Linked DNA regions of Homo sapiens: region 1 is linked to region 2. Evidence: read pairs that join two places in POLR2A ChIA-PET (ENCODE). Cell type or tissue: MCF 10A. All regions are shown on one strand. Links, peaks and the distances in the headings refer to the core of each region. The heading gives the core; the rest is flanking DNA. Region 1 has its middle 30 kb from the start of NRAL. Region 2 has its middle 34 kb from the start of NRAL.

What was found. ChIA-PET counts read pairs that join two places held together with the same protein. Peaks named below come from ENCODE experiments on the same cell type or tissue, not always from the same donor. Only the 100,000 strongest peaks of a DNase experiment are listed, where the experiment ranks them.
Region 1: POLR2A ChIA-PET joins it to region 2 with 16 read pairs; 3 of 35 experiments call an interaction of 5 or more read pairs at or near these places.

The regions. Positions count from the first base shown.
Region 1 is chr2:176,534,739-176,540,120 of GRCh38, reverse strand. No RefSeq gene overlaps it. Among named protein-coding and RNA genes, the nearest start is that of NRAL, 30 kb to the right of the region's middle. In MCF 10A, for the core only: no CTCF peak of the experiment used is centred there; a DNase peak (open chromatin) is centred at 3,210.
Region 2 is chr2:176,470,822-176,476,203 of GRCh38, reverse strand. No RefSeq gene overlaps it. Among named protein-coding and RNA genes, the nearest start is that of NRAL, 34 kb to the left of the region's middle. RefSeq lists enhancers at 2,657-2,726, 2,817-2,926. In MCF 10A, for the core only: no CTCF peak of the experiment used is centred there; a DNase peak (open chromatin) is centred at 2,813.

The DNA of each region.
Region 1 (5,382 bases), core at 123-5,122, 64 kb before region 2:
CATTTTAATCGGCTTTTAACAAGAATAGGTAAGAAAAAAAATTAGGACAATTAAGAAATAATGAAGCCATTATAAAAACAGTAATGATTTAAAAGCAGGTAAGGGAATACTCGTATCGGAAATGTTGAATACCTGCAAATGAACAGTCATATGACAAGCACACCATGGGATTAGGGATTTCACTAATGCACAAATGGAACCATTTATAATAATTTCTTCCCAAAACTGAGGATAATGCAAATGTCCTGATTATTCCTGGAAATATATATCCTCTTGAAAATTGACCATGCTGCACAATGTTGGATATTAGGTCTGAAGATGTTATCAGTGCTTTGCACAAATTTATTCTTTTTTCAAAGATAGCAGCATCCTAGTTTCTTTCTTATAAGTCAAAAGACTTTACTGAAAACTACCACAACCAAACTTGTTTTCTTCAAAAAAAAAAAAAAAATCACAGATATGCAGTTCTGGTGTGACACTAACAGTTGTCATAACCCTAAATCTCTGGCGCTGCTCACTGAGAGACCAGTGTGAATGTCTCTGGCCAGGCAGCTCACTTGGGAGCACCTCTTCCTAGCAGTGAGACACGGATTTGGGCCCTCCATCCTGAGGATACTCTGTCTTCTAGGGTCTCAGAATATCCTACTTCCAGCCCAAGGACAGTGAGAAGCAAAGCTTGGAAGATTGCACAGAAGGTTTAATGGCCTGGTAGTGGCCAGCATAGCTTCTACCCACATTCTGTTGGCCAAAACTCGGTCTCATGGTCCCACTTTGATACCCTAGGCACAGGAAGAACAGTTCAGCTGTGTGTTCAGGAAGAAGGAAGGCAAAAGGAATTCTCTTCAAGGATTTTCATGTGGGAAATCATCTCTACTCATCTTGGCTGAATGAAACCAGAACCTTTGACAGGAAGAGGGAGTGACAGCTTATACAGAAACAAAGAGAATGTTTCCTCAAGTGCCACTAAGTCTAGAAGGGGCTGTTCGAAAGATAGGTAGGGAAATCGTGCTTCCCTGTGTGAGATATCCTCTATGCCACACATTTCAGGACCTCTGATTCTGAAGGAGGGTGGGAAGGTAGACAGAGAAAGGATAGAAAACCCAGGAACGGTCTCAAAGGAAGCCACACTATCCCTCGGCTGAGTGCTGAGGAATGGCTGACTAGGCCTCATAGGCTGCTTGGTAGATAAAGAATAGGGGTAGGGGTGTGATCAGGGTAAGGGAAGGAATCCCCAGCACACCACTACCCAGTCTCTCTTTTCCAACTTCTTCTCTTTTTCTTTTCTTTTCCTTTCTTTTTCTTTTCTTTTTTCTTTTTTTTTTTTTAGACAAGAGTCTCAGTCTGTCACCCAGGCTGGAGTACAGTGCTGCAATCTCCACTCACTGCACCCTCCACCTCCCAGGTTCAAGTGATTCTCCTGCCTCAGCCTCCCGAGTAGCTGGGACTACAAGTGTGCACCACCACACCCAGCTAATTTTTTGTATTTTTAGTAGAGACGAGGTTTCACCATGTTAGCCAGGATGGTCTCGATTTCCTGACCTCATGATCCGCCTGCCTCTGCCTCCCAAAGTGCTGGGATTACAAGCATGAGCCACTGCGCCCAGCCCCACCTTCTTTTAATTTTCTACCAATCTCTTTCCTCCTCACTGTCAATCTCTCTGTTAGTCTCTCTCTCTAACTCTCTGTATCCTTAAACCACACACACACACACACACACACACACACACACACACACACACACAGAGAGAGAGAGAGAGAGAGAGAGAGAGAGAGAGAGAGAGAGAGAGAGACAGGCACTATCAGAACCCAGAAACATACAGACATGAAACAAATGGAACTGAAAGAAATCCAACACCACAAACCCCTGGTAATGATAATAATGAAGAAACGCTGCTGCCAGATGCATCTTGTGATGATGCCAATGATCTAATTCTCTTATTATCAAAAGATGCAGGTAAAGGCAGCCTTGACAGAAGGCGTTAAAAAATCAGAAGAGCACAGCATCACTGAAACTGCGTTGTCTGATTTATACCTTTCCAAAGACCAGGCTTCTGTAATAGGCTGATAATAGCCTCTAGCCATCAAAACATTATTTTATCTGGTATCTTGATTTTTAAAAATTGTGGAAACTAGCAAATGGAACTGGGTTATTTATGTAGTGTTTGAAACTATGTTAGTCCACTAGGAGAAAATGACTACAAGCACACAACAAAAGTCAAAACCCAGACTGGATAATAATATAATGAAAAGCAGCAGCCTCAGTGTGGTACCATGGCCAACAATGTAAAATGTAATTTCCAAATTAGAATGGACATTTGTCTTTCATAATTAATAAAACTTTGAAAGAGGGATAGGTTAGCATGTGGTTGCCCACCAGACGAGACCACTACCCACTAGTACTTGGGCACAGCCAGAATTCAAAGCCATCACTGCCAGCAGATGAAGACTCCTGCTAAAGAAGGATCCACATCAGAAAATAGCCCCATCTTTTTTTTTCTTTCTAAACAAGGTCTCGCTCTGTTCTCCAGGCTGGAGTGCAGTGGTACAACCATGGCTCACTGCAGCCTGAACCTCCTAGGCTCAAGTGATCCTCCCACCTTAGACTCCAATTAGCTGGGACTACAGGCATGCACCACCACACCTGGCTGATTTTTTTTTTTTTTTTTTTTTTTTTTTTTTTGTAGAGATGAGGTCTCACTATGTTGCCAGGTCTGGTCTCAAACTCCTGGACTTGAGTAATCCTACTGCTTCAGCCTCCCAAAGTCCTGGGATTACAGGCAAGAGCCACCATGCCTGGCCTGCCCCATCTATTGAGTTATGCAGGGGATGTGAGGGTCTCCTTGACGCACACAACACAAAACTTAAAAAAAAAAAGTTTTAAAAAGTTTAAGTAATTGAACATAAAAACTCCCCAGAAGCATGACCTAATCGTTTCATATTTCATGCAATTTAAAGCAGACATCATTTTCCTTAAATGACTAGACATTAATCAAATGGACCTCCACACTTGAGAAGATAAATGCCAACCAAAGAAAAGGAAGCCTTCGGTATATTTACCTTTCCTTTTAAAGCACAGATATGAGAAATGAATGAGATTTTTGACCATTTATCATGCACAGAGACCAACTGTCTCTCAGAAATTTTTATGTCAAACCACACCTGGCCATACATGTTTGTCTCGATTCACAAGCTCTAAATATCATATTGCAACATTGTGGGAGAGAAGCCAAAAGTACTGTGCTTAAAACTCCTTTGTCTTAAATAAGCTGTGATACTTAAAAAAGCTGCCTTGATGTTCCAAAACTATGGATAATGTGTTATTTATTTAGTGTTTTAAACATATTATTTAGTGAGATTATGGCAGTACATTGACCTTCCTAATGAGGTTTGACTAAAGCCAATATTAAAATCAATGTGCCCTCCCTTGCTCCCAGTGACAGAGTATAAAAGGAGCTGGCTTAGAAGGATCTTGTGGGCTGTGAGAAATCAGAATGGCATTTAAAAATTGGCCATAGACAATCCATATGCAGATGATCAATATGACTTCATCACTGTTAGGATTCCAGGAACCATCTTTTCAGAACAGGCTCAGTGCTCAATGACCAGAATCTATTGGTAGGAAATATTGATTACAGTGGTTATAGTTTATGCAAACGCAAGGAGAGTGTGTAAAAGATCCTGAAAGTGGTTTTAAGTGGAAAGACCCATGCCACATGCATCAGAACTACATAGTCATTGGAAACCACTGCAGCATAGTAATAATGCTTAGAACTGACAGTCCTGCAGCGTTTCTACATTCTCCTCTAGAGCCTGCATGTTTTCCAGCCTCACATGCATTTTTAAGCAGTTATTAGGATGCCTACTTGTTAACTGATCTCAAATAAATCTTAATTCCCATTCCCAGGCATCATAGAACCACATCCAAATGCCCCCTTCCCCTGACTGCACAGCCAGTTTAGGCCGATGGTGATGTAGGTGAAGTCAACACCATTTCTACATTTCTCTCTCCCAACTTCCTCATATTTTACCCTTCATTTTCCTCCTCTTTAGGGTTAAAATTATTAACAAAAGCTGAAAGTATAGCCTCTCCCTCTGATAATGCCAAGGTAGATTTCAGAGCATGGCCTCAATAAGCCTGCGGTCCATTTACATATGCTTGTCTGCTCACTTCACAGCTGTGTGACTTTGAGCGAGTCATTTTACTTTTCTAAGACATCACTTCTCAGCTGAAAAAGTGGCAATACAGATGTAATGAAATTACATTCACCAAGCTCGTAACACCAAGAGGCACGTCTCTGTAATAGAAAGTACATAGGTGAAACAGCGTTCTCCTCATCATTCTAAGTCTGTAGATTTGAGAACTATGAGCTCATTTGTTCAATATAATCAGACTGGATATTCAAGATCCAAAGGGTATTCAAGAGGTCAAATTACCCACTTCATCCTCTGAGTTGCTATATTTACATTGGCTGCCTATTCCACTGCCTCCCAAACAGGATGATTTTGTTCTTAAATCTACTTTGGTAAAATTCCCTGGCCATGTTCTCTGAGCAGATGATTACAGATGCTCTCCTCTTTGTATTTGAATTCCCAGCCCAAGTGGATGAGACAAGCAGGACAGAGGAGCAAAGGACTAGATAAGCAAAAGCAAGGACTGACTTTCCGGAGAAACTGCCTAACTTCCATTTCACATTTAAGATGCCAAAATAGTTCCTCAAGTATGCATGCCAATGGCAGTGCTGCCCTTGAACATGTTCTCCCGGCTCCCATCTGAGTCAGTGTAATGAGTCTGCATTTTATGAGAGTTGAGCCTGGTCCAAATGGAACCATGTAACTGTTAGAAAGATTAATGGACTGTATCATCCAACAGTTGACTGTAAACTTCTAATTGTGTGAATCTCAGTGTGGTGTCTAGAGCTAAACTGGCGCCTGCTTCCTCGGTCACTAATATCCGCTGATATTGTTCATTATTTTTCTAATGCCAACCCTAGGTACATCAGTTCTGGGCAGATCCCTGAGGAAAACAACAACTTTTGTTGTAGGTACTTGAGAGCAGTCATTATCACTGTTGCCAATTAATTCATCAATCGGTGTTTACAGAGCTGCCACTGAGAAAGGGGAGCAGCACTGTGCCCTGCCGAGCAATAGAAGGGTGGAGGAGTCCCTGAGACAAAGGCTCCACTCTAGGGGAGCTGAGTAGCGGAGAAGCCATAAACAGAAGCTAAGTGATGTCCTTCCTGCTCTGGGCTGCTGGACACCAGGCAAGTCACTTACCCCTCCGAGCCTTAAACCTGGAAACAGGACAGCAGCCAGACCCTACTCAAGGAACAACCAACAAAACCTATGTGAACATGCTTTGAAAAACATTAAGCTTGGCCGGGC
Region 2 (5,382 bases), core at 75-5,074:
GTTTCACAGGGCCCCAGAAGCCTCCAGGTCAATCTCTGACTCCATAGTTCAGATGCTAGTAGAGAGTATGACTGAGAGTAGGCACTCTACAAACAGTAAGTCTTTGTATTTTTACTCCATAACTGCTGACCCTTCACTCCTTTTGCCTATACTGCTAGTTTTTTCTTTTTGTTTGTTTAAACCCCACGATACTCTAAAAAGTTCCTAAGGTTGCAGTGTCTATATTCCAAAGTTAAATCCCACTGCTGTCTTTGTTTATGTATGTCCCTAGGCTGGGAATGCTTCTCTAGGGCTTTTCCTTGAAGAACCAGAAGTTCAAGCCCAGGCCAGGCATGGTGATTCATGCCTGTAATCTCAGTATTTTGGGAGGCCAAGGGAGGAGGACTGTTTGAGCCCAGGAGTTGGAGACCAATCTGGAAAACAGAGAGACACCACATCTCTACAAAAATAATTTAAAAATCAGCCAAGCTTGGTGGTACATGCCTGTGGTCCCAGCTACTCGGGAGGCTGAAGTGGGAGGATACTTAAGCCCAGGAGTTTGAGGCTATAGTGAGTTGTGATCATGCCATGGCACTCCAGCCTGAGTGACAAAGTGAGACCCTTTCTCAAAAAAAAAAAAGAAGTTCAAGCCCAGGCCTTATTAGTGTGTATATTTCACCACGAAACAAATATTTATTGAATATCTCTTTATGTGCCAAGCACTGGTGATATGGCTGTGTCCCCACTCAAATCTCACCATGAATTGTGATAATCTCCATGTGTCAAGGGTGGGGCCAGGTGGAGATAATTGAATCAGGCCAGCGGTTTCCCCCATACCGTTCTTGTGGTAGTGAATAAGTCTCACAAGATCTGATGGGTCTAAAAATGGGAGTTCCCCTGCACAAGTCCTCTTGCCAGCCACCATGTAAGACATCCCTTTGCTCTTCCTTCTCTCCCACCATGATTGTGAGGCCTCCCAGCCATATGGAACCACGAGTCCATTAAACCTCTCTCCTTTATAAATTACCCAGTCTCAGGTAATTTCTTCCTTCAAAGAGCTCACAGCCCAGTGTGGAGAAGGCAAACAAGTAAAGACACAATTATATCACAAAGGAATGGAGACAAGTGCAAGGAGCTGAAAAAATAGTCCAGCCAGGTTTGGAGGAAGAAAAGAGAGGGCTTACTGAGTTGTGCATTCAAGGAAGTAGCTAGGGGCTCTGGGAACACAGAGTAGTATGTGCAAAGCCCTAGGGACAGCTAAGAAATATGAAGGAGACAGATACGAAGGACCTTGTGTGATATGCTGAGCACTCGGCATTTTATCTTGAAGGACACAGAACCATGCAACAGACATCCAGAATCTGCCCACTTCTTGCCATCCGCTCTAAGCCATCATCACCTCTTGCCTGGATCATGGCAGTGGTCTCCTGATGTTCTCCCTGCTTCTACTCTTGCCCCTCTACAATCCCTTCCCAACACATTGCCAGGAATGATTTTGTTACCTACAACTCAGATCATATCACTACTCTGCTCAAAACCTCACAATGCTGCAACCCACTCAGAGTAAAAACCAAACCTCTCAATAGCAAGAGGCCTCCCATGACATACACCCAATGCCATGCTGTCAACCCATGCCCCTGAGCTCCCACCAAGGTACCAAGATTCCACCCTCCTTGCTGCACCTCCAGCATGGCAGTCATGCTCCTTCCTACGGTTTCCTCTCCTAGAATGTTCTTCCGCATGTCCCGATGGCTTGTCGCCCTTGCTTCATTCAAGTCTCTGCTCAGACAAATATCTGCTTTATCAGTGAAGCCTCCTCCAGCCAGTCTATACACAAAATAAGAAATTCCCTTCCCTTGCTGCTCGTTTGCTTTAGGTCCCCTACCCTGCTTCATTTTCCTGCCTAACATTTATCACTCTCTGACATGCACATTTTTGTCCAGATTTTAGAAATATCTATATTCTTAACTTATTAACATTGTTTATAGTGGGTCTCCCCATGCTAGAATGTGAGCTCCATGAAGGTAAGAACTTTGTCTTGTTCTCCACTGTGTCCCCATTGCCCACGTCAAATTAGCATCTCAGTAAGGATTTGTTAGATGATAAATGAATGACTTAAACGATTCTAAACAGAAGGGGAATAGAATCAGATGGCAGCATTGTTGAGAACAGATTAAAGAAGAGCTAAACCAAGGAGGCCAAGTAGCAGGTCACTTAGTTAAACCAATCCCAATCCGGGCCTGAGCTAATGATGGGGCAGAGGGGAGGGTCGGCGGGATGGAGGGAGGGCAAGAGGTATTGACGAGCTTAACTCTACAAATCTTGGAACTGACTGAATGCAGAGGTGAGTGAGTGAGTGAAGTGGGGAGGACTGCTGGTTTGCAGGAGCGAAACAGAGGGGCATCGTTCACTGAGTTCCACTAGGACAGGCTAGGAGGAGGATGGTTGGGGGCGGGGGTCAGAGGAAGAGGAGGGGTTGAGATTTCCACCTGGTGACCTCTGCTCACAGTGTGAAATAGATTTTTTAAAGTTTGCTGAAAATAAGGGAGGTGTAATGAAACAAGAAAAAAACTACTGTGAAGGCTAAATGAGAAAGCTCCTAAGTGCTACATTAAAGGACAGACATCAAGGGCAGCCTTGAAAAGAGAAAAGTCTCACTGCCAAGTCTTGGGCTTGGGTGTGAATCCAGCATGTGGTGAATACAGGCTGACCTGGGGAAGGATCCAGGCCTGCGCTTATATCTCACCTCGGGAAACTGACTCCACCTTGTTGAGCCTCACTTTTTGTACGAAAAGGGATGAGCAGGTTCTAGCATGCCCAGCCAAGGTGCAGCTGAAATAAGATTAACATGCCTGAAACTGGCACAGAGCCTGGGCCTGGTGGATCCAGACTGTGTGGGGCTCAGAGTGCTTACAATTTGGAGAGCACTGTCTAAAGACTAGAAGAGAAAGTGAAAGTGAATGCGTACTTAGAAAGAGAAAAGGAATCACCATAAATTACATATTTTTAAGCTGCCAAATGCCATATGCATCACAAAATACAGAAAAATAACCCAATATTTTTATTAATAGCCTGATGAACCTCCATAATATTTTTCCCATATTTGGCTGCACAGTCTTTATCACTTCTTTATATGACAATGATTTTGTAATATGATTTTTATAGAGAGAATAAAAAGATAATTTAGCCTTTGCTCTACTTCAATTGAACAAAACTTGTTTTATATTATTGATAGCTGGATGCATTAAGCATTAAACACAGCCATATTTCTGTTTATAATATGGCTACGGGTTTGTACCCTAAAAATACAAGAATTGTGATCCATTCTATTTCTCACATTTTTCTCACGTTTTTCTCACACCAAGAAAAATGTATGGTGGGTTTATACACGGCGATTTGTGTTTCATTATTAAGTATATTCCTGACAGAAAAGAGCTTCCGTTTTCACCAGTCATTGATGACACCAGATTCTGCCTCTGTACATTTCAAATCTTGTGTCTCCCTCATCGGTCACCTATTTCTGATGCTGATGCCAGGCCCTGTAGAGCGTGTTGCTGTTGTGATACAACGCCTGGGCTCTGAGTTTTGTCCCCCATGCTGGGTGTCAGCCGGTGGACAGTACATGTATTCTGGGAAGCTGTCTCTACACTGGGATGGTTAGCAAGAACATAACTGGGCATGAAGTGACTGCAGACCAGGAAACCAAAACCAAATGTTGTCCCAACCCAATTTCCCTTAACGAGGTCCCCAAAATACTAGTGGCCATCTTTAAACACACCCACTACTCAATACTAAAGGAAGTACCTATCAAAAGGGGAAGTAGGAGCAAACAAAAACAGTGATCATAACTAACTGCACTTAAATATCTTATTTTTCCAAACTTTACAAAACACGTGGCCATGTGAACATATTACTTAGGTGCTACAGGGTCTTGGAAAGGATCTGTGCAAATGTGGGCCCTAAAGCTCAAGGTTCATTAGCCTCATGGTAAACCTGCATCTAGTTGTAACCATAACAGGCATTCAACAAATCAGCGTCCCCTCTTCCTCTCCCATAAGCTGTTCTGTCACAGTGCCTTCCAGGACTCCTGTGCCCAGCACCCAGCACACAGCTGTGCCTGCAGGTGTGCTCAGCCAGTATTGATAGCCACTGGATTTTATTTACCATGCTCAACTGACTTAACTACACTTTGGATGGGTGTTTATTTGGAGTAGGTTGATTTTCTTAAAAATAGGTTTGATATTTGTAATACTTTATCTGGAATTATTTCTTAAAACGTAGTCTAAAATAACCATAGTCATTGAATAAAAGAGTTGGGGGCTGGATTTTGAAATCTAAATATACCCCATGAGAATAATGCTGTCATAATACATTCAACTAACATTTCATTTACATCAATGGCATATAGACACAAAGAAACTTGTGAATCTTGGCCAAAATCCGCTGTCTTCACTAAAGTGTGTTGGGTTTAGATTATAATTTTCCCCCACAAGACAAAACATAGAAAGAGAGAGGGACAGAGGAAGGAAGGAAGGAAGGAAAAGGAAGAGCTTCTCCACAACCATTTATTATACCTTTGAAACAATTTTTTCCTCAAAAAACAAAATGTGTTTCTGCAACCTCTTCTATCTAGAGTGTAGAAGTAAACGGCAATCTTTTCCAGGGGCTTGAATACTCTTTGTTCTAAGCAAGATTCTAATAAATGCACACAATTTATAAGTGAGACTTTAAGGACCATCTCCCAGATTTTAAAGGAATCCAGGATTTAATAGCAATCAACAGAATCAAGGCAAAGTGAAACTATTACAGCTGAACACACTGGAAAAGTGGAGTTTGAATTGATGCTGCATATTATTCATTTTGACAAGTGCAAACTCACATTGAAGATAGCAGGAGTAGAGACGGGGATTGCAAGGAAGGGTAATACAAATGTATTATTAACACAGAAACAAATCTGACTTTAAACCTGGTGCGCCTCTTGTTTAGTAAGAATAATAATAAGGTCTTGAATTCTCATTGTACTTTGCATCAAAAATGATCAAAAAACTCCCAAATTTTTGTGAGAAATATGGTATCTACATTAGTTATATCTTCCAGAGGAAGCCAATTACCAAATTAAATGTGGGCACGTTGTGGGTAGATGCAGATAGGAAATGTCAAAAATGCACTCAGACACTGAGAAATATGGAAAGTAAAGCTGAAGTGTTCCCCCCAATCAAAGGTCAGCCAGGCAGCTAATCAGCAATTGGCCCAATTCATAGACTGAAGAGGCACTGAAGACACCCCCAGTGCAGTAGACCCCAGCAAGTCTCTGGGCCTCTGCTACAGACTAGTTGGGGGAAGCCCCAACATGACATCTCAGAAAATTGCCTGTGGTTGATGAGGTCTAGTGGACTTTCACAA